Regions from separate parts of the Homo sapiens genome. Here region 2 is linked to region 1. A link is a loop called in an ENCODE intact Hi-C map of the cell type or tissue named here. Cell type or tissue: OCI-LY7. All regions are shown on one strand.

Region 1 (2,500 bases):
GTATGTTTACATGAGAAATTGCCAGACTAATTCCTAGGTCGTTTTGTCATTTTATACTCTCATTATCAGTGTATGGTGATTCCACTTGTTTCACATCCTCAACAACACTTAGTATTGTCAGTCTTTTAGTTGTAGCCATTCTAGTGACTCTGTAGTAATAACTCATTGGTTTTAATTCACATTTCTCTAATGATTTATTATGTAGACCTAGACATCAAAGAAAACACAGGCATATATCTTAGTGACTTAAGAATAACAAAAAATTCCTTTTACAAGACACAGAAAGCACTCACTATTAAAGGAAAAGCATAAAGATATAGTAGACTTCACAGAAATTAAAATCGTAAGAAAATAGGTTTAAAAGCCACATGTATGTACATATAATATATACATGCAAAGGACTTGTACCTAGACTATGTAACAATTTCTATAATGCAATTTTTTTAATCCAGTGGAAAATTATGGGCAAGAGATTTGAACAGGCACTTCACAAAGGAATATATATATACGCACACACAAAATGACCAAAAAGCACATGAGAAAATGCCTCATAGCATTTCATCATTACCTTTTATAGAAGCCATCACTTTTTATTTTTGTACCACAGTTTGTGAAAGTATAACTCCCAACCCAAACTGTATAAACCTGAAAGTACAATGAATATTTAAGGCACCTTTGTCCTACCTCCAAGGTATATGTACATGTGGAGGAGTGAGAGACTCACAAATATTTTTAAATCATTGAGCAAATGAATTAACATTGTATATCTTAAGACATTTTAGCAGACATTAATATTGCAAACAAATGAAGCAGTAATAAGGCAGTGCCTAGAGAAGAAAAAGAAAACAGATAACAAGAGAAATAAGCCTAAGAAGTGAGGGGGCGGGGGGAAGTATTTCTCACAGACAAATGAAGTGAATTTAAAACGCTAGTGTAAAATAAAAGAGGAAATAGGGTTAGTAGAATAAAACAACAAAGATAATGTGAAGCAAACTTTCCCAAAATAAGACACCTACTCTTTTGCATGGGCAACCCATCTCTGTGTGGGTAATTTTGCATTAACAAAAGCCCAGGGGAAGCTATCAGACCAAAACAGGAAGCCGTGCATGTGTGCTCAGGTGGAAGTTGCCAAGACATGCCCCTTGTGTACTCTGATGTGCATTCTGCTTGCCAGAAAACTCAGATTCCTTGTCAGAAGTTAGACCCAGAAAATGCAGATAGCATCATTATTGCATCCACAGTAGTGTTTTCAGATTCTGGTGACATCATCTAGGAATTCTCAGCCATGATAATTTTAACTCCTATGGGGCATTCTCTTTCTGAGATAAAATTTGTCCACTGAGCCATTTGTGAATGACTTATATGAAACCCATTCATCCCCATGATTCAAAGACTACTGTTCAGTATTTATAGTAACTCTATAAGGAATTTTCTAGAACTATAGGCTTACTCGAACCATCTTTATAATTATTTCAAAATAATAAGGCACATTGTTTCAGATGATGACCTCAAGACTCAGTTATTTTCAGGCTAAATCTCTGAATATATTTCAATGATCTTATTTCTATCTCAAATTTCAAACTAATTTGTATAAATCATTTAATTTCCATGTGAAAGACTTTTTTCTCTCCTGATCAGATACTAAAATATCAGAACTTTGAAACGTGGAAATTCTGACCAATAAATGCAATTTTCATGATTTTTCTTTTTGGGATTCTCAGGAGGAAAAAAAACCTCACCTATTGAATAAGTTACATTTCATGACTAGGGCAGTAAATTAGTGGATTCGAGGTAAACTCTGGGTGAGGTGTATATGGGTTCTGGGAATAGAACCAAAAACAGAAGTTTAAAAAAAGAGAGAAGCTTGAAAAAATTTAGAGAACCCTAAAAAATGAAATTCCAGAGGGATATCTTATACTTAACTGTAAAATATGTGTGCTTGTGTGTGTGTGTGTGTGTGTTTGTGAGGGTGGGTTGGGGGTGTATGGGAGTCAGAAAATGAAAAACTTAAGTGAAAGTTATAGTTTTGTTGGGAAAACCTTCAAGGCTGAGTTTTTCTGTCATGAAATCAACACATAAAGCTATTTTATAAACAAAGGAGATGGAGACAGTTAACTTATAAATAGATCTAATTCACACACTCATTCATTCATAATTTAAATCCTGCAACAGGAAATAGAGCATATTCTAAACTTAATCTCATCCCCTTCTTCAATGCATTATGAAGCTCAAGACATAGTTTTGAAACAAATTAAAGATACTATCTTTATGTAAAGGATAAAATTTGTTATCCTAAGATATAGTAAGTGGGTTTAGCCAATGTGAATCTTGTGTCTTAGGCTCACCCAAAAGTCCTATAAATGAATCCAACCTAACCTTAGAATGCCCATAACTACATGCACACTGAATTTCTGTCTGACCACCTGGACTTCAGCCCAAACTGTCATGCTCTCCTTAGCTTCCAGGTTCCACATCTCAGCTCCTGACATTGCTTTAAGTT
Region 2 (2,500 bases), 260 kb before region 1:
ATGGGGTGAGGGAGGGGTGGTGGTGACCCAGGCTTGGGTGCAAATGCAAAGAAGTACCCACTGTTTATCTGAAGTTTAAATTTCACTCTGTGTCCTATGTCCCCTACTCTAATCTGCATACAGCTCTGTGAGAACACAATTCCGACTTCTCTTAATTACCTGAATCCTTTTCACAGGGCCCTTTGAAACTCACTGGTGGACATCATCAAAATCTCCAACATCTTCAACCTCTTCTCACCTATCTTGTTTTTCAAATTGAAACCAGTCTGTCTCCTGAGAACACGGTTCCCCCTGAGCGCATTTCTTTCCCATCCTCTGCATTACCACTAGGCTGGCTGTGAAGCAGGCATCCTCTTTAATCCTTGTTGCCTCCCACTTCCCGACACTACCCAGCCCTGAATCCACTGTCAGCAGATTGTTATTGATCATCTCTTCTTTCCCTATTCATCTATGGGCTCAGGTCCATCCCTTCTTGGTTCTTTGAAGATGTTACTTCCTGACAGAGTGTCATTTTTCCACAAAACGATCCCTATTATAATTCTTAGTGATTTCAATGTCCATGAAGATGATAATTTCAAGTCCTTGCTTTCTAACTTTCTTGAACTCTTCTCCACACTATTTCAGTCATCTCTTCTTGTAGTCAGGCCTTAGACTTTGTTGTTACCAAAAGTTGTAATATCTTCTAAACTCACCTCTCTCTGTTCACTGCTTTCAATCTTCCCTGCTGATACCCCCTAGTACCCCGATTCAGTACTGGCATCTACGCTGCATTGACCCCATGTTTGAAACTGCCTCTTAACCCTACATCCTCACTCCACTATTTATCCTGCTGAAGTTTTGAAGCCAATCATTTGCATCAGTTCTTTGCAAATGCTCTCATCTTCTCTGTTCTCTCGTTGGCCTACTCACGTGAAAAATGCAACTCTGGTCAAATCCAACTCTCCTCTGTTCCTCACCTGCACCTATGAAACTAATGAAGCTGGAAATAAACACAGGACTGCTGACTCGCCTCACTTTCAATTCCTTTTCACTCTCCACAAGAGAGCCCTTCGTGTGGACAGACAATCACACTGCATTTCCCCAGCCCAGTCACCCTCCTGCTTTCCTAGGTCACGATTTTGTACCTTTGCTCTCTTCAAATATCTAACAGTTCCTCCTTTGTTCTCCCTTCCATTTTGTCAAGAAAACAGAGGCAATCAGATGAGAAGTTCCACAAGTTCCCACTCCCACTCCCACCCCCACCACCTACCTCTATCTAGGTCAAGTCACTGCCTTCTTCCCTGTTACTGATGTGATGTCCCCTTAGCCAGGAAAAGCCTCCCTTTCCTTGTGCACTTAATCCCATCTGCCTTTGTCAACTCAAGAAAATTGTTCTAGAAATTTATCATCTTTGTCCAATAACAACTCCTGTCTACAGAATCATCATATATATATTATATATATATAATATATGTTTATCTGAAGTTTAAATTTTATTGTGTGTCCTGTGTCCCCTGTCTTTAGATAAATAGATAGATAGATACAAACCTTCTTCAAACCCACTTTCTACTCCATCCAGTACCTCATTTCTCTCCTTCTCTTTACAGCAAAACAAACATTATCTACACTCATAATCCCCAATTCATCTTCTCACATTCTCTTGGAACACACTCTAGCCAAGTTCATTCTCACCACCTGATAGAAACAAAGCTCTTGTCAGGAATATAAATGACCTCCATGTTCTAAATCCAATGGTCTCATCTCATTTCTTATCTCTCACTTGATCTATCAGCAACATTTGTTACATTTGATCTCTCTATTCTTCTTGAAGCATTTTCTTCCCTTAGCTTCCAACTGATTTTCGTTCTACCTCACTAGCCACAAAGTTTTCCTATCCTTTGGTGGGTCCTCCTCATGTACCCAACCTTGAAATGTTCAGTGCCTCAAAGTTCAGCTCTGCTGAGCTCTTCTCTCATTGCCTTCATGATCTCATCTGACTAGAATCTGATAACTAACAAATTTCTCTCTCCAGCCAGACCGCTCCACTGAAATCCAGAGACACTATTTTCAGGGTCATCTCAGCATTTCTACTGGAATAACTAATAATCTTCTCAACTTTAACATGTTAAAAACTTACTTCCTGGTCAGATCATTATTTTCTCTTAAAAAATCTGCCCCTCCCACACTCTTCTATCCATCTGTTTGCTAAAGCACAATGTTTTGGAGTTATACTTGATTCTTCTTCTCTACACCATACATACACTCAATCAACAAATCTTGTTGACCCCACTTTCAGAATATATCTACAATCCAATCACTTTTTATCAGTTCTACTGCTACCAGTCTGATTCAGTTGTCTTTCACTGTGATGATCGCAATGGTCTCCTAATTAGTCTGCCTACGTCCACACTTGTCCCTTACATTCTATTCTCAATTCAGCAACCAGGGTGATACCACAGAAAGTAAATCTGTGCATGTCAGTCCTCTTCTCAAAACCCTCCAATGCTTCTAGCCTCACTTT

The links. A loop is a pair of places that touch in the nucleus more often than their neighbours do. Peaks named below come from ENCODE experiments on the same cell type or tissue, not always from the same donor. Only the 100,000 strongest peaks of a DNase experiment are listed, where the experiment ranks them.
Region 2: a loop joins it to region 1, with 3 times the contacts of the local background. A loop is called at or near these places in 3 of 110 quality-filtered maps.

The regions. Positions count from the first base shown.
Region 1 is chr3:18,498,075-18,500,574 of GRCh38, reverse strand. All of the region lies in intron 4 of SATB1-AS1 (SATB1 antisense RNA 1), which reads right to left. Among named protein-coding and RNA genes, the nearest start is that of SATB1-AS1, 54 kb to the right of the region's middle. In OCI-LY7, no CTCF peak of the experiment used is centred here; a DNase peak (open chromatin) is centred at 1,094; H3K4me3 peaks cover 1,394 bases; H3K27ac peaks cover 1,460 bases.
Region 2 is chr3:18,760,247-18,762,746 of GRCh38, reverse strand. No RefSeq gene overlaps it. Among named protein-coding and RNA genes, the nearest start is that of SATB1-AS1, 320 kb to the right of the region's middle. In OCI-LY7, no CTCF peak of the experiment used is centred here; a DNase peak (open chromatin) is centred at 986; H3K27ac peaks cover 688 bases.